Linked DNA regions of Homo sapiens: region 2 is linked to region 1. Evidence: chromatin loops called from intact Hi-C (ENCODE). Cell type or tissue: Caco-2. All regions are shown on one strand. Links, peaks and the distances in the headings refer to the core of each region. The heading gives the core; the rest is flanking DNA.

Region 1 (9,745 bases), core at 1,859-6,858:
GCTATCTTGTCCGTGTATGGATTTAACCCATATAGGATCCTACATCTTGAAATTCACACTTTGAAGATAATTTTGTTTTTGTTTTTGATTTTCCTTTTTCTTCTCCAAAATGGTTTGTTTTCTCAATCCTAGGGATTGATCAGTTACAGCTAGAGGCACTTAAGGCTTTGTCTTTAGAACCCCCAAAACGGACACTTGTTCATCAGGGGTCCCTAGTGTAGAGAGTGAATCGATTCTGACCATGAAGGGAAAAAGGATCTCTACAGGCACAGATTAGTAAAAATGACCATTTCAGATAGGCAGTGGGGCCAAGAAGCAAAGAGAATCTTGTAGAAATCCCGTGCTGGAGGCAAGGTGCATGTCTCTTTCATTCTGAATTCTTCCTAAGATTCCTTTCTCTGTTAATGTAACTTGAAAGTGAATTTATAATATCATCAGATACATATTTTACAGATACAACATAATACACAGATTCCTTGTTTTGAGTAGCTAATTAGAAACTATTTCTATTTAATAGAAATGAAAAAAAGTCCCTGAATAAAGCTTTTATTTTTTCCAGGGTGGGATGAAGAGGCAGATTTATAAAGCCATACAGAGTCCCTTAACTCCTTAATCATTTAGACAGGTAGTCAATTTTCTCAACAGAGGTCATCCTTTGCCCTTATATTTGTAGATGGGGTGGGGGATCAGGCAGTAAGGCCATAATCAAACTCTTTGCTCTTAGAGACAATGGATACAACACAAAATTTTTATAAAACCAGAAAGTAAAGACAAGAAAAACAAAAAGAAATGCCCATTGGATATCCCAATCAAGTTAATCTTCCATAATATTTAACTGTATTACAAATAAAGGAATGGTTTGTGGACAACTGAGGAATTTTCCGTGTGTACTTTAAACCATAGTTATAAAATATTCTGTATTTTTCTTGTCATCCATATTAAATATTCAAGGCTTGAAAAAACGATTGAGGCCTTATTATTACAAATATCTTCTAAACTGAGAATTCCCTAGTGCATGTTTTTCTAAGACATTTTAGGATATACTAGATGCTCTGTTATCTCATTGAACAGATGGGACACAGTATCACATCTCAGATAGTGTGGCCAAATTCTCAGTGCTGCATATTTGTTTCATATCCACTGCCTTTTCTTATGATTTGAGGTGGTGTGAAATTTTGGTTAGATGGTAAATTGGTTGCTTTTGAGGGTCAGGATGTACTTCTTGGAGTTTTGTCTTAGTTGTAAAAGTCCTTCAAATATGTTTACAAGGGAGAAGATGTATATTTTATGAAAAAATAAAGAAATCTGTTTGTATAAGTTCAAATACATTCCTGCATAAAAGCTTGATGAGGTCAGAAGAATTTAAACTTTTGTTGGACAATGGACACCTTTGAGAATCTAGGAAAATTATGTAATTTGTCTTACAAACCTGGACACTTTGAGAGGTTAAGTGGGGTCCGGTGAATAATTACACTGAGAGAACAGACACAAACAAGATTTATCTTGGGAAAACTGGGGGATATTGTCATTTTAAGAATTGGAAACAATGTGCTCATGTCTGCACACTACTTATATTTTATACATCACTTTGCGGAGTTCACATCTTCATATTAAGAAAGCTTGGATTAGATGCATTCATCCAACATTTATTTGTTTTCTGTCTACTTTGTCCCAGGCACTATTTTTAGGTGCTGGAGATATAGCACTGCACAAAACTGAAATATTTCCACCCTCATGGGATTTATATTCTACTGTGGTAGTCTTACAACATGGGAGTTAGTTTGACAATGCAGAATTCTAAAAATGGTACCCAAGATTCCTATCTCCTGGCTATTCAATCAGACACGAATCTATGTACTGCTGTGAAGGGACTTTGCAGATGTAGTTAAGCTTAAGAACTTCAAAATAGAGGGAGGGGCCTGAATTACCCAGGTGGGCCCAATCTAACCACTTGAGCCCTGAGAATCAGAGAAATTTCTTCAGCTGGAGTCAAAGAGATGCAGCAGAAGAGGAAAGCAGGAGAGATGAGGCAAAAGGGGAAGTCAAAGAGATTCAAAGCCTGAGAAAGGCTAGACTTTCCCTTGATGGCTTTGAAGGCGGCCATGAGCCAAGGAATATAGGCAGCCTTTAGAAGTTGAGAAAGACTTTGACTGACAAGCAAAAAGGAGATGGAGGCCTGAGTCTTATAATCACATGGAACTGAATTTGGCCAACAACTGAAATGAGTTTGGATGTGGATTCTTCCTAGAGACTCTTGATAAAAGCCCTGCAGCCTGACACTTTGCTTTCAGCCTTCTGAGAATTGGAGCAAAAGAAGCAACAAAGACCGCTGGACTTCTGACCTACAGAACTGTGAGTTGATAGATTTGTGTTGTTTTCAGCAGCTAAGTTTGTGGTAATTTGTTATGGTAGCAATAAAAAACTGTAAGAACAATAAACAGGAAAAAGAAGCAAAATATTTGCTAGTAGAATGTAAATGCTAAGGAGTAAAAATACAGCAAACAAGGTATTAAACGAGAGAAGAAATGGTATTTTAGGTAGGATTTCCAGGAAGGCCTTACTGAGAAGATTACTTTTGAGAAAGGACCTGAAGACCATGCAGGAGCAAGTCATGAGGATATTGTGGGAAAGGCTTTTCCATGCAGAGAGAGCAGTAAGAGCAAAGGCCCTGAGGCCGGAGCAGGTTTGTTTGATGTGTGAGAGGAGCAGCAGGGAGGCCAGTATGGTGAGGGCAGAGTGACTTTGGGAAAGAGTGTAGGAGATGAGGTAGAGAGAGAATGGGAGTCAATTTTCTGAAGGCCTTATCAGTCGTAGCAAAGGCTGTTGCATTTATTCTGAGTGACAGGAGCTGTGGGAGGGTTTTAAGCAAGGGAGGGAGTAATAGGATTTGCCTTGTGCCTCAGCAGGGTCACTCCAGCTTGTGTATTGAGAATAGACTGCAGGAGGCATGAGTAGAACCAGGGACATCAGCTAGAAGGCTACTGCAAAAATCCAAACAGGAGATGGTGTTGGCTTGAACTTCGATCTGGGTAGTCAGAGTGGTGAGAAATGGTCATAGTTGACTCATTTTGAAAGTAGAGCTGATAGGATTTGCTGAATGACCAGTGGTAGAGGATGTGGGTTAGGGAGAAAGAGCATCTTTCACAACTCTTTCCTAAAATGCAAAGTCAAGATTACAGAATGGAGTGATCAAAAAAAAGGGAAGTTGCCCAATGTTTTGGAATTTTAAAAATTATTTCATTATATATTTGTTTGGTGAACTTATTCGGTAGATTTAATTGCATGTGTGTAATTCTGGAATGTCCATGTCGTGATTTGGTTCCCTTGGCAACTGCCCAGAGGTGCTGGAGTGTAAGGTGTAAGGGCTCCCCACAGGACTCTCTGCATGCCTTCAGGGATGATCGAAGCTGCCAAACCCTCAGACCCAGTACTGCCCCCGCAGAAGGTCTCAGGGGTGTTCCCCAAATAACACAGAAATGAGTCAAATGCCTCACAAAGTGGAGTAGACAGAGTTGTGACCAAAAAAATAAAACACAGGCAGAGCAAGTTTTAAACAGTTTGGAAACTCAAGAGCTGGAACACAGTAGTAAGGTGGAAATGTCAGATAATATGAAACTTTTTAACCTGGAGAAGTAAAGTCACCGGCATGGTTTGATAACTTGACTGAGTATGCAAAGCATTACAGCTCAATAAATGGTGGCAGCTCTCCCCTTATCTACAGGAGATAACCCGAGGGATTTAGGTCAGCTATAAGGCAGAGCTTATTTGCGGCAAAGATTATTAAATAATGGAAGGAGTGCCTGAAGAATCTCCAGAGGCGTTTTTCAATACCTCAGGGACATATTTTGACACGGTAGTGCTGGACTTCTCCACAAGATGGCAATCACGGGTTGACTCCAATTTTTGTTTTGATAAAAATATCTATAAAGTTTACTTTGGCAGGAAAAAGTAAAGAACCGTGACTTATGCTTCGCTGTCATATTTTGTATTATATTATCTATGGATGAGTTATATTTTTCCAACCCACCATCTCCACTTATGGAGTTTTAAAACATATTATTTTGTAAGGCTGGGGGAGGCATGTTGCAATATTGGAGTGGCAAATCTCTCTCTCTGTTCTCACATCCCAACATCAGGATATTGATCTTCTTTTTGGAAACATTGCGAAACAAAGTTTCACATGCCTTACAAGTCTGAAATGAGGTATGTCCTAAAACCTGGTAAATAGAAGAAAGTTGGTTAGAAACCTAGATGTCTCCTCAAACAAGAAATTATGATTTTGGTTAAGGGATATGGAAATAGTGCATTTTGCAAAATGATCTTAAAGGATTATTGCTGCTTTAAGAAGCAAGAATTTTTATTCTTTATATTTGAAATGGAATATCTTTAATTTAAAATTCAGAGGACAAATGCCCTCTTCTTTTTTTTCTAAAAAGAAATTAACTACTACTACTCATCTTGTGTAGACGTTATAAAGCTTCAGGTCATGTACTCAAAGGTACCTGCTGAAACTTTATTCATTTATAACAACTGTATTCTCTATTTTGTACCTCTATTTTGCCTGATGGCCAAAAAGAAACATGTTCATTATCCGCATATTAATTCAGAATTTCGTCTCCCTTCTTTCTCCCTGGAATTAGTTCTGGATGTAGAAACAGCCTCTGGATGGCAGGGAGGATATCTGGTTCTGGTATTTGTGCATGTGGTGTCTCTGACATGGACATTCATATATTTGGGCCAGGAGCATGGCCAGTCCTCCGTGCTGGCATCCACTGAAAATCATGCGGTTCTCACTGCTTTCCTTGTCGCATAAACTGTTATCTGCCTCCTAGTATGGCATCCCCTCACTACAACCACAAAGCCAATGTCCATGATCTTTCATTGGCGTAGGATGATATTCCATGCTACTCAGAGACCTGCTGAGAGCCGCTGGTCTGGTGCAGTGTGCTCTACTGGGCTGCCTCTCACTGCAGTGTCTACTGTGACACTGCTGTTTTCCAGCCTGCACAGTTGGGTTGCTGTATGTGTTGCAGCTGACAGGCATTTGGGTCCTGCCTTTATAACCTCCACCTGAGGACTTGAGGTTTGTGATGTCAGGAATACAGGTCTCTCTGATGCTTTTTTTGTTTTCCCCACTTCTCTCTACCTCTGTCCTTCATTGCGTAATACAGATATCTACACTGTAAGATCTGTATGTCAGTTTCAGCTACTGGCTCATCAGTTAGAAAATCCAGAAGACAGTGTATGTATGTATAGGCAGGGTGTTTGATTTGTCTGTCTTAATGTATCTGAAGAATAGTTGGCAAACCAGTGTTGATGCAGCACACTTTGGGGTGGCAGGGGGGAGGGTGAGAAAAAGCATAAGTTACGGACGATAGCTAAGATACACTAGGATAGATCCAGGATCCTCCAGCTACTAGCTGTGTGAGACCTTGAATAAGTCACTTAACCCAACTGAGATTAGGTTTCCTGATCTATGGTCTAGAAAGCACCATATGAGATTCGAAAGATGTATTTGATATCAATTTGTGAAAAGTAAATGTATATTATACCTTTTTCCTGTTTAATTTAAAACTATGTAGGTAAGAGCTAAATTAGGACAGAAGTATTTAAAGCCTTGATTTCTTTTTTCTAAACTCTGAGGTTTAGGGGTATATGAGCAGGTTTGTTATATAGATAAACTGTGTCACAGGGGTTTGGTGTACAAATTATTTCATCACCTGGGCACTAAGCTTAGTATTCAATAGTTATTTTTTCTGATCCTCTCCCTCCTCCCGTTCTTTACCCTCAAGTATACCCTGGTGTTTGTTGTTCTCCTTTTTGTGTCCATGTGTTCTCACCATTTAGCTCCCACTTATCAATGAGAACATTCAGTATTTGTTTTTCTGTTCCTATGTTAGTTTGCTAAGGATAATGGCCTCCAGCTCCATCCATGTTCCTGCAAAGGACATGATCTCCTTGTTTTTATGTAAAGCCTTGATTTCAGTAACTTAATTTTATAAGGCAGTTTATGTACAGTTGATACATGGTTTGAAAGAAGTATATAAAATTTGCTCATTTTCAATGGCCTGAATATAAAAATTATGTGTATAAATAAACTCAAGATGTCCCATATTATTCTACATATAAAATTAATGTCATAAAACTACCATGTTGGAAAAATATACACTTTTTACTTTGGCTAGGCGTACTATCAAATCCCTCTTCATTAATAAGGGTTTTAAAAGAGAGAATAAAGAAGAGTTAAAGGGAAACATGGATAAATTTAGGCAGAATGAATGAACAAATGTTATTGGAAACACTGAAAAAATTATTTCAGATGGCATTGTAGATGTCAGAGGGTTTTCAATACAAGTATTTAAGTTGACATGAATTGCAGATGGCTAATAATACATCAGAATAATTAAATTATAGATTGCAAATAGCACTTATGTGGGTAACTTCCCAGTTGTTCTTTACACAGTATTTGGTGCAAAACTCTCCTCCTCTGGGCTTGAAAATGTCAACTTAGGTTTCATAAAATATGCCAAAGGGGAATTTCATGTGTGCTTTGCAATATGCTGGTTTCTACCGCAGTTCCCTTCCCACTGTGGTTATGTATCACATGTGTACTTCCCTCCGTGAGTGCATTGGAGCTGCAGTGGTGAGGGAGAGAGTTGCCTGCCCAGCTTGATATAAGTGACAGCTCAACGGGGTTTCACTGGATCATTTATAAAGTTTTAGATGGTGGTCACTGCCAGCTCAGAAGATAATTATAATAAGTGAATTTTGTCTGGAAGCCAGAGAAAGAAAATCTATCTGGCGTTGTGATAAAAGAAGACGACTTTATTGTTTTACCAGCCCCTGTACTTGCAGCTGGAGTCTGTGGCAACGGTTGGGTATGGAACTCAGGCTCTCCCTCTCATGCCTTTCTGAACCCAGAACAAAGCAATTCATTTTTAGACAAAACCATTTAGAGGACAACCAATTTCACTGCAAGCATCCTGGAATCCAACAGCTTAATATGGCTCTGGTTGGAATGACATCTCTAAAATTGTATCTTTGCTGCTGTGTGACTCCTAGTGTTTCCTATAATTTGGTAGCAGAAACCATATGTCTTTGTGCCTACTGTGTGCAGTCCCCTGTGGCGGGCTGCTGCCATCCTAGCTATGTGACTGCCCTGTGATAGGAAGTAAGCCTCAAAGCACGCTCCTCTAGGAGGCAGGGAGAGGATGAGTGAGAAATTTCTTACTAGGTAGACAAGTAGCTGAGCTCATTATATGGCTTTGTCCACTGTGTCTCTTTTGAAAGGAGATTGCTCATTCTTTTAAGCAAAAGAACAATTTTACTAGTAAATGAGATTTTCTCTGCAAAGCTGGTCTCAAGAAATGACATATACGTAGCCCTGTAATAGATTCTGATAACTTAATTAAAGCTAATGCAATATGCAATTCCAGTGCATTGTCAATCTTGGTCAAATGTGTGCTTCATTTTAACTGGCAGTGCAAATCACTTGTGAGGGTACAGGAATAACATGCAATCCAAAAGAATCCATATAGCAGCATCTTTTTATTGATTTGAAGGGAAGTACAGCATATTATGGTGGGGCTATATACAAAACCCTCATTTTAAGGGTAATGAGACTCAGATATTACCATAGATAAGCAGCATCAGATATTCATGCGTCTGAAAATTGTCTGTTGTTTCAATTCATATAAAGTAAATCTTTTCCACATCAATTTCTTTTATGATCTTGGGTTATTGCTTGAGTGCTCAGTCTTAAGATAAGTTTACTGGTTTAAGAATTTAATAAAATTTACTATTAAAAATGGAAAATGTACAAATATATTGTCTATATTTTTTTCCATGGCTCTTGTTATGACAAAATCCAAACATAAGAAAAGAGGAAAATATTTGTGAGAAATGAAAGAAGTATTATTGGATTCACAGACCCTTCACAATACCCAGGAAAGCACACTGTTAGAATTGCATTTACTTCACCTCCTGTTGTGTCACATACGATGTCAAGAAGATATTTTTATGAAGTAAGTCATATCATTTTCACCATATTACTACAGTTTTCCTGAACTGCTCAATGGGAATGTTTTAATTCTCACATAGACTTTCTAAGTCCATCTGTGAAAGTGGAAATAGGCTAGTAAAAGTGCCAAGAAACAACACCTGCTCAGAAACATGAGAGCCAACCTGCTCCTCCCTGCCCATGCCCAAGTTCAGAGCATGATCTAACAGTTTGAGTGTTATCACATTAGAAGCAGACAAGCAGTTTACATAGACCAAACTAGGCAGTAGGTAGGATAAGAGCAATTGGTCATTGGTCACTCATGGACAGATTTCAAAAGCAAAAAGTTAAGAGATGTATCACACAGGTGATTCTGTTTCAATAGAGCCCATTCTTGCTGAATGAGACAAAGAACTTTCTCAATAAAAATTAAGGGCCTCATAGGATAGGCAAAGAGGCCTGCAAACCATCCCTCCAAGGAGTGACCGTCCAACCACACCTAGGAGCTTCTCTAGCCAAGTCCCTGCTGCTGTCTGGGCCGGATCTATACACAGAGATTAGGTTCAAAAGGCTGTGACCCTGAAAAGCAAATAGCTCTGCTGTCATCCTCAGCAAAAGTGAAACATGCAGGGTTCTTGCTTCCTATCCACTGTCTTTCACATTAAAGTGAATCTTGTGGTTATCTTGGAGGCAACAAAGTCTAACGGAAACCTGGGCCACCACGGGCACATGCCTACTTTGACCTTGCCAAAACTCTACAGTCCTATTTTCCTTTCCTTTCTCCTTTCCTTCCTTTGACGGAGTCTTGCTCTGTCGCCTGGGTTGGAGTACACTGACAATCTTAGCTCACAGCAACCTCCGCCTCCCAGGTTCAAGTGATTTTCCTGCATCAGCCTCCCGAGTAGCTGGTATTACAGGCACGTGCCACCATACCCAGCTAGTTTTTGTATTTTTAGTAGAGACAGGGTTTCACCATGTTGGCCAGGCTGGTCTCGAACTCCTGACCTCAGGTAACCCGCCCTCCTTGGCCTCCCAAAGTGCTGGGATTACAGGCGTGAGCCACCATGCCCAGCATGTACAGTCCTCTTTCAAATGCACTGTCAGCCACACAAACACAACATGGGCTTTTGCCAGTGAAACAGGCACTTCCTTTTCAAGACTAGCATCGTAAGCAATAAGAGGACTCAGAGAGCAAAAGTCATTGATTGTTACCTTTCAGCCGCGAGTGGCTGAGTAGAATGACATGTGTTTTCTACATTGTGCATGAACAACTTTTTAAGGGGACTTCTGTTCTTATGTCACTGGTATGCCAAAATGGGGGAAAATGCTTGTGGTACTTGTTGTGTAGTTTGCAGTTTATTTATGTATAAGATTGAAGTGCAGCTAAAATAAAGATTAATTAGTTTTTATGTGTGACTGTTACAATTGGTGTATTCCTTTAATATTGTCTAAAACATTAAAACTTTTTTTTTTTTTTGACATGGAGTCTTGCCCTGTCACCACGCTGGAGTGCAGTGGTGTGATCTTGGCTCACTGCAACCTCTGCCTCCAGGGTTCAAGCAATTCCCCTGCCTCAGCCTCCGGAGTAGCAGGGAATACAGGCACGCGCCACCATGCCCAGCTAATTTTTGTATTTTTAATACAGACGGGGTTTCACTATGTTGGCCAGGATGGTCTCGATCTCCTGACCACATGATCCACCTGCCTTGGCCTCCCAAAGTGCTGTGATTACAGGCGTGAGCCACT
Region 2 (9,745 bases), core at 1,626-6,625, 86 kb after region 1:
GGGTGCATATACCTTTAGGAGCGTTAGGTCTTCTTGTTGAGTTGTACCTTTTACCATTTTCTAAGGCCCTTGTTTGTCTTTTTTGATCTTTGTTGGTTTAAAGTATATTTTGTCTGAAATTAGAATAGCAATTGTTCTTTGCTTGGTAGATTTTTCTCCCACCTTGTACATTGAGCCTATGGGTGTTATTACATATGAGATGAATCTCTTGAAGACAACATGCCATTGGATCTTGCTTCTTTCTCCAGTCTGGCACTCCGTGTGTTTTAATTGGGGCATTTAGCCCATTTACATTCAAGGTTAGTATTCATATGTGTTAATTTGATCCTGTTATCCTGTTGTAAGCCGGTTATTTTGCAGGCTTGTTTGTGGGGTTGCTTTATAATGTCAATGGTCTATGTCCTTAAGTGTGTTTTTGCAGTGACCAATAATTGTCTTTCCTTTCCATATTTAGCACTCCCTTCAGGACCTCCTGTGAGGCAGGTCTGATGGTGACAAATTCCCTAAGCATTTGTTTGTCTGAAAAGGGTCTTATTTCTCCTTCACTTGTGAAGCTTAGTTTGGCTGAATATAAAATTCTTGGCTGGATATTCTTTCCTTTAAGAATACTGAATATAGTCCCCAATCTCTTTTGGGTTATAGGGTTTCTGCTGAAAGGTCTCCTGTTAGCCTGATGGGGTTCCCTTTGTAGATGTCCTAACTCTTCTCTCTAGCTTCCTGTAACATTTTTTCTTTCATGTTGACCTTGGAAAATCTGATGATTGTATATTTTGGGGATGATTTTCTTGTGTAGTGTCTCACAGGGGTTCTCAGCATTTCCTGAATTTGAATGTTGGCCTCACTAGTGAGGCTGGAGAAGCTTTCATGGATGATATCCTGAAATATGTTGTTTAAGTTTCTTGCTTTTTCCCTGTCTCTTTCAGGGATGTCAGTGAATTGTAGATTTGATCTCTTTATATAATCCTGTATTTCTCAGAGGTTTTGTTTGTTCTTTTAAAAATTTTTTCTTTACTTTTGTCTGATTTATTTCTAGAATAGTTTTTTTTGGCCACTTGAAAAATTCTTTCAGTTTGTTGCCAAGATTTAAACATTGGAAGACTTAAGAATATGCTTGTCTTTTAAAAAAATATAATTCCAACTTTGATTTTAGATTCAGGGGGTACATGTGCAAGTTTGTTACCTGGGTATATTGTGGGATGCTGAGATTTGGGGTATGATTGATCCTGTCGCCTAGGAACTGAGCATAGTTCCTAATAGTTTTTCAATTCTTATCTTCCTCATTTTCTGACTCCTCCTGAAGATTCAAGCATCCTGGTAGCAACAGTGTCATATTTCTGCATGGTCACTCTCAGCCATTGTTGTATAGCTATTTTCTCCTATAGACTTGGCTGTCGTACTTCACTTTGTCTCAGATCCTTCCTGAGCAACTCCAATATGCATAGCATACTCCTGATCTCTGTGGACACTAGTACAGATAATCAGAAGCAGCTCAGGTATTTTAGAACACCTTAATTACATTAAATTTTCTTTTCTTTTTTTTTTTTTTTAGGTGGAGGCTCGCTCTGTCATCCAGGCTGGAGTGCGGTGGCTCAATCTTGGCTCACTGCAACCTCCACCTCCCGGGGCCAAGTGATTCTCCTGTGTCAGCCTCCCGAGTAGCTGGGACTACAGATGTATGCCACCACACCCGGCTAATTTTTTGGATTTTTAGTAGAGACAGGGTTTCACCTTGTTAGCCAGGATGGTCTCAATTGCCTGACCTCATAAAATGCCTGCCTTGAACTCCCAAAGTACGGGGATTATAGGTGTGAGCCACTGTGCCCGGCTGGGATTAAGTTATTCTATAAAATTTAGTTCTTTTATATAAACTAAAACAGATTTACCAGCAAAACCCACATAAAGATTATTTTAAAAAGTTACAGATAGTTAGGCATTCATACTGAGTTTACATTCTTTCCATTCTAAATGCCCAAGTTCTGTCCTAGTCACTGCAGCATCTCTCTAATGAAGGAGTAGTCCATGAATTGCAGTATCTGTATTCCATTCCAACCTGAATATTTATTTTCTGAGCTACTATGTAAAATTTGAAGAGTATGTTACAAACTTTCTACTACCTCATGTATGTATGATAAGTGTGTCGGGGTCCTCAAGACCGTCCTGAGGTCTGGTGATTTATTAGGATGGCCCACAGGACTTAGCATATGGTTATACTCAATGGTTAAGATTTATTATGGCAAAAAGAGACAGAACTGCAAAGGAAAAAGACTACATGGGGCAAAGTCCAGACAAAACCAGTGTAAGCATCCAAGAGTCCTCACCCCATGGAGTCACACAGGACATGCTTAATTCTTCTAGCATCAGATTATCACAATACACGTGAAATGTTGTTTATTAGGAAAGCTCATTAGACATTCAAGCCTCAGAATTTTTACTTCCCAGTGGTCACATAGACACCCTCTACATGCCAAACTTCTAGAATCCCAGAAGAAAAGCGAGCATTCAACATAAACCTCATTGTTTGCACACATAGTCCAGATACATTAAATATGCTTAGCAGTTAGGGAATCGTGAGAACACACCTGAAACTCAGCTTCCCAGATGCTAGTCAATGGCCAACCTCCTAAGCAGGCCCTTCTAAAGAGAGCTGTCAGGCCTGCTATGTTAACCTTTTTCTGGAAGAACAAAGACTAAGTTATTCTTTTCTTACTTATCTTTGGCCAGGTATTTTTTTTAACTGAATAATAGAGAACCTACCCAGTTAGGAATTCTGGTCTGTTTTCTTTGATAAAGAGCTAGCTGTGAACATAGTATTTGAGGTAAAGCCTATCGTTTATCTCTGAGAGCTCTAATAATCATTAAACAGAGAGACACATCTCAGGCTGTACTGTTTGATGAATTTATTTACTTCATTCACTCAACTCATATTATGCATAAGGTCATTGAAATATAAGATCTCTGCTTTTATGGAAAGGATAGCTTACGCTGAGGAGAGAAACATAAAGCCAAAGAATTAATGTGTAAAATATATAGTATGTTAGAAGATAATGATAGGAAAAATAGAGCAGTTTAGGTGTGCATCTTTGCTATGTTTATTTATAGAAGTTATATTTATATTCTAGATACGAATCTGTGGTATGCAGGTTAAGGGCCTCCAAAAATATTCAGATTCAAATCCCTGGTACCTGTAAATATGTTACCTCACATGACAAAATAGACTTTGAAGACTGGATTAAGGTTAAGGACCTTGAGAATAGACTTTGAAGACTGGATTAAGGTTAAGGACCTTGAGAATAGACTTTGAAGACTGGATTAAGGTTAAGGACCTTGAGAACAGACTTTGAAGATTGGATTAAGGTTAAGGGCCTTGAGATGGAGGTTATCTAGGGGCTCAATCTAATCATGAATCCTTCAGAGTAGAAGAAGAATGCAGAAGAGGGCCCCAGAGAGACGTGATGTGAGAAGTGCTTGACTCACCGTTGCTGGCTTTGAAGATAGAGGAAGGGTCCATGAGTCAAGAAATATGGCAGCATTTAGAAACTCGGAATGGTCTCAGTTGACAGCCAGCATAGTAATAGGGACTTTGATCCTACAACTGCAAGCAACTGAATTTGCCAACCACCTGATGAGCAACAAAATGAATTCCACCGCACTTCGAGGCCCCAGAAAGAAATGCAGCCTTGCTAACACCTTGATTTTAGCACAGTGAGACTCATGAATGAATCTTGTCCTGACCTGCAGGGCTGTAAGATAATAAATGTCTGTTGTTAAACTGTTAAGTTTTTGGTGATTTATTTTGGTAGCAAAAGAAAGCTAATAATCCTTTGTCATATATGTTTATTGCAAACATCTCCCACTCTGTGCCTTGGTTTTTCACTCTTTTAATGCTATGATTTTAAGAGTTCTTAATTTTTAAGTAGTCTAATTATGGTTAGAGTTTTCTTGTCCTGTTTAAGAAATCTTTGTTGGGCCAGGCATGGCAGCTCATGCCTGTAATCCCTGTGCTTTGGGAGGCTAAAGATGGAGGATTTCTGGAGGCCAGGTTTGAGCAACATAGTGAGACCCCCATCTCCACAAAATTTTTTTTAAAAATCAGCTAGGTGTGGCTGGGCATGGTGGCTCACGCCTGTAATCCCAGCACTTTGGGAGGCCAAGGTGGGTGGATCATGAGGTCAGGAGATCGAGACCATCCTGGCTAACACAGTGAAACCCCATCTCTACTAAAAATACAAAAAATTAGCCAGGCGTGGTGGCGGGCACCTGTAGTCCCAGCTGCTCAGGAGGCTGAGGCAGGAGAATGGCGTGAACCCAGGAGGCAGAGCTTGCAGTGAGCTGAGATCGTGCTGCTGCACTCCAGCCTGACAGAGCAAGACAGAGCAAGACTCTGTATCAAAAAGGAAATAAAAAATCAGCTAGGTGTGATGGTATGTGCCTGTCATCCTAGCTACTCAGGAGGCTGAGGTGAGAGAATAGCTTGAGACTGGGAGTTTGAGGCTGCAGTGAGCCACTGTCCTTCAGCCTGGGTGACAGAGCGAGACCTTGTCTCTAAAACTCTAAAAAAACAAAACAGAAATAAATGTTTGCCTACCTCAAGGTCATAAAAATATTATGTTTTCTTCTAATATATGTATTGTTTTAACTGTTGTATTTAGTTAACAGTCTATCTGGAATTGAATTTTTGCTTCTGGACTGAAGTAAGGGTCAAGGTTCATCGTTTTCTTTGATGGATATCTAACTGAGAGAGGGGAAAGTTGCTGGAGTATGTTCTTGTGTTGGTAAGATGGCGTGGGATCTAGCAAACCTTTCTCTTTTCTCCTACATGCAACACCATTTATTAAAAATGTTATTTTTTCCAAACAGTACTGTTTTGTCACATTTGTCATGAACCAGATGATATGTTTAGGTCTGTTTCTAGGTTCTTTATTCTGGTCCACCGGTCCATTATTTTATACCTACACAAATACCTCATTTTTTCAGTTTACAATGAATACACTTTTCTGGTTGTTTAAGCATTTGGCTTCTCTCTCTTTCCTAAAGATCTTCCAGGCTATTCTTTGCTCTTTGCATTTCTATGTAAATTTCCACAGAAAAATTGCTTGCATTTTGATTGAAATTACGTTGAACCTGAAGACTGATTTGGGAAAAATTGGTATCTTTACAGTGTCCATGAGCATGATATATGCTTGCATTTTTTTAGGTCATCTTTAATTTCTCTCAAATTCTTTAGCTTTTATTGTATAAAGCTTACAATGTTTCATTAATTCATTCCTAGGTATATGATGATTTTGAGACATATAAAGAATTTTTATAAAACATTATCTATCTTTGTTATATAAAAGAGCATTTTTCATAATGACTTTTTATCAAGTGTCTTTGCAAAGTTTACTTACTATTTCTACTAGTTTGTTTATAGACATAATCATGTTGTATGCGAATAATGATATGGTTGCCTCTTCCTTTCCAGTCCTTTACAACTTTATCTTGACTAATAGCATTGGCAAGAGCATTCACACAAAATAGAAAGTATAGCTAAAGTTTTTAGATTTTTGAAATTATGTTTATGAGAGATGTTAGCTTATAATTTTTGTAATGTCTTTTTAAGAAAGGTTTTTGATAGATTTTCAATTTCTTCCTCTTAGCTTTGATAAGATGTTTTTCAAGGAATTATTTTACTTAGTTGCTCAATTAATTTAATTTCGACATAAAGTCACACATAATATCTTATTTTAATGTCTGAAGATGTGTACCAGTTCACTCCTAAGGATGGTAATTTGGGTCTTCTCTTTTATCATCTAGTCTTCCTAAGGCTTTAACGTTTTTATCATTCTTTTCAAAATTAGTTTTAGTTTTTGGCAGTTTTTTTTCTGATTGCTTGCTTATTTTCTGGCTATATTTTCAAGATACAACAATACCACCAAAGACAACAACTTTCCTGACAGATTGGCTGTGGGCTGTGGGAAGATGACTGTAAGGCTTCTGGCCTGGGCATCTTAATGGTTGGCATTGCCATAAACTGTGATAGGGATGGTGGGGGGGGGAAGCAGGTGATAGGTAGACATGTAAAAATTCAGTTTTGGATATATTTGGTTTGAGAAGTCAGTTAGACTTTTAAGAGGATATGTTGAGTAGACAGCTGGATATATGACAGTGGAATATGGAGAAGTGTCTGGACCAGAGATACAAAGGTGAGAGTTATCCTCATAGAAATAGTGTTTAAGACCAGGGGAGTAAGTGACCTCTCTAATGGAGTGAGTATAAAATGAGAAGAAAAGATCAAAATCTAGGTCCTGCAGTATTCCAAAATTATGAGGTTTGTGGGGATGAAATAAAACAAGTGAAGGAAACTGGTGAGGATCAATGTGGGAGACGTTTTTTAACCCAAGTTAAGAAAGTGTGTAAAGAAGGAAGAGATCACATTTATCAAATTTGTTGTTGTGTGGAATAACATGAGAACTGAGAACTGACTATTAGAGTTAGCAACATGGAGATCATTGAATAACTTTACAAAGAGCAGTTTTAGTGGAGAGGTAGATGGCAAAAGCCAGGTTGAAGCATGGAAAAAGGAAGCAAATGGAACTGGAGACATTGAGTGCCGACAATTTTTGAGGTGTTTTGCTCCATGGAGAGACTAAGAAATGGGGGAGTGCTACTGGTGGTAGTTGGGTTAAGAGAAATATTTTTAAGATAGGAGAAATAACAGTGTATGTGCAAGGGAATGATCAAGTAGAAAGAAAAAATGTTTGATGCAGTGGAGAGAAGAGGAGGAAACTTGCTGGAATATGTTAATTGTGTTGGTAATAGCATGGGATCTAGCCCTTCTCCCCCTTCTTTCCTGCATTCATTCATAGTGTGCAGTAAAAGTCCTTATAACTGTGTCTATAACATAGATTTGCTTGCACAATGCCTTTATAAAATGATTAATAATAGTGTATACTGAAGATCTTGTAATATACATTTTTTAATAAAAATACTTTAAAATCCTACTTTTTTTCATCAGTAACATTAAAATTTAGAGTATGGAATAAACCAAGGGATAAATGAAATAAATACCTGAGCAGCAAATGTATAATACTAAGTTCAAGTATTTTAGAATACCTTCATGCCATGACCCAAGTTATTTTGTATAAACTAAGGAAATAGATTTATCAGCAAAACACAATGTCGGTAGGGAAAAGCAGTAGATATCAACAGAGGAACTAGACACAACAAATTTTGGAAAATCAGACAAGTTCTTCTATGTAGACTCATGATACATAATTTACATAAGAGACATTACCATATTAATTTGGGCTAATACAGTATAGCAGCAAATATCTATATATACCTCGAGGACTTCTGAAGGTGTTATACTTTGCCACAGTTCAATAATTGTTCCCAATGAGATCAAGTCCTTTTTTCAATATATGATAGTGTTCAATGGAAAATTTTCAATTAAATATTTGTAGAAAACCTTAAAAACATATTTGTGCCTAAGTGACTTAAGAGCAGTGATCCGGAAACATGCTTAAGAATTTAGTTGACAAACTTTATTTTCTGTCATTTCTGATAAATGGAGCATTAATGCCTGCATACAGATGAAGGTATCAAGTGCTGACCATCTCTAACATAACTAGACAAGCATATCCCAAGATGTGTTCTTTAAAAACATTGAAAGACAAGCATATTGATCATAGAGTAGTAGAGAGTCAGAAAACACCCTGGACTTTAATCAGTGTTGTATCTGCTTAAATGTGCAGAGCTCAGAATGTATGGTAATGGACATATTTATCCTTATTCTTCTAAATTTTCATCTGTATTTCTCATTGCTTAATCAGATAAACTGTATTTTTCTTTATATGTTTATATTAACCATGAATAAGATAGTATTACCAGACTACCAATTACACATAATTAAGATGAAATTAAGTTCTAAAGTAAAATGTTGTCCTATAATTTAGATATTATAGTAACTGGAAAAAGAAACTCAAATTGAATAAAACTTAATGTATAAAAAATGTTGGAAATTAACATCTATTCAAGCCACTATGAATAACACTGTTGTTTGGAATACATGTGTAGGGAGAGGAAAGAGAACTAAACATATTTTACAGACAAATGAAATCAACTTTAACTGAAACCCAGAGAAAAAAGGGAAAAATGAAACTTCTTAACGTGGGGCAAGTATTAGTAGACTCCTTTAAGAGAGATTCTGGTAGACAGGTCACTTTCATAGCAGAAAGTGGTTGTGCAAATATGTAAAATTCTTGGTATATTAAGATGAAAAATCTAAATAGGTTACCTGTGAAAAGATTCAAATGGAAATACACTAACATAGAATTGATAAATTATAGGGTTGTAAGCAGATACAATTCTTATAAGAAACGTACATGCGATGTGTATGCAAAGGCTTATACTTTGGAAGTCCATGTTAAAATATTAATAGTGATTCTTTGTGAGTGGTGAGAATGTTATTTTTATTTTTTTATAACTTTCTATGTTGTCTGAAGTTTTTGCCATGTGTATTTTATTTTCAGTTAGAAAAATATGTAATATCCTCTATTAAATATGCTAATATATTTTCATTGTAAAAGCTTCTACTCATGAGATAAATACTCATACTATTTTGGGTTGTAGCCTTACTTTGTGTATTTACATATGCTGACAGGTGTAGTTACACATAAATATATTCTTTTATCATAAATGAGATCATCTTACATATGCTACTGTTTATTCATTTATTAATAATCCTACAGAATTTTTCATATTGGTACTTTTAGATCCAGGTCAGTGATTTTAATAAATGCTTTATTTATTTATTTATTTATTTATTTATTTATTTATTTTTGAGACAGAGTCTTGCTCTGTTGCCAGGCTGGAGCGCAGTGGCGCAATCTCGGCTCACTGCAACCTCTGTGTCCCAGGTTCAAGCGATTCTTCTGCCTCAGCCTCCCAGGTAGCTGGGACTATAGGCGCATGCCAACACGCCCAGCTGATTTTTGTATTTTTAGTAGAGACGGGGCTTCACCATGTTGGCCAGGATAGTCTCAATCTCCTGACCTCGTGATCTGCCCGCCTTGGCCTCCCAAAGTGCTGGGATTATAGGCGTGAACCACCGTGTCTGGCCTATATTTTATTACTATTAAAATTTAACAAGTTAGCAAACTTTTTACTATTTGATTTATTTTCATCCTGTACAACCATTTAAGCAGTACTTTATAGCCATTAACAAGGACTTTGTGGGACAGTTTCAAAAAACTTGGGGAAATTATTTTTGTATAACATCAAACTAAAAGCAAAGCAAAGCAAAAAAATGCAATAGAGCAAGACTGAAAGACACTACATTAAAATATTAGTAGAGGGATCAGAGGTGACTTTTTTCTGTGTCAAAATATTAGTGGTGAAATTAGAGTGATTTTTTTTCACCTTATGCCTTTTTGTATTGACATATTTTCTATAATAGTTAAGGAATTATTTTGAAAATATAAAAAATATAAAATATTTATTTGACGGAAGCCTGCATTCAACTTAGTGTTGTTATACAAATTGGATCTTAAAGTCTTTCAAACTTTAATTACTAAGGGCCTAAGGCTCTGATGAAAAGCAAGACATCACCTCTGGAGAGATGGATCACATGCTTTTCTGAGGCTCTACAAATATGATCTTTATTTATTGTTCTAAACCTGATAATACAAAGTAAAAGTTTCTTTAGTGCTGCACTATTGCTGTACATTTTGTTTCTAGCTAAAGTAGTTTATGTTAGAGTGAATGC

The links. A loop is a pair of places that touch in the nucleus more often than their neighbours do. Peaks named below come from ENCODE experiments on the same cell type or tissue, not always from the same donor. Only the 100,000 strongest peaks of a DNase experiment are listed, where the experiment ranks them.
Region 2: it touches region 1 in a loop (12-fold over the local background); 2 of 110 quality-filtered maps call a loop at or near these places.

The regions. Positions count from the first base shown.
Region 1 is chr6:104,319,918-104,329,662 of GRCh38, reverse strand. No RefSeq gene overlaps it. Among named protein-coding and RNA genes, the nearest start is that of HACE1, 540 kb to the left of the region's middle. In Caco-2, for the core only: a CTCF peak has its summit at 3,881 (motif pointing right); no DNase peak of the experiment used is centred there.
Region 2 is chr6:104,233,935-104,243,679 of GRCh38, reverse strand. No RefSeq gene overlaps it. Among named protein-coding and RNA genes, the nearest start is that of HACE1, 620 kb to the left of the region's middle. In Caco-2, for the core only: no CTCF peak of the experiment used is centred there; DNase peaks (open chromatin) are centred at 2,609 and 3,529.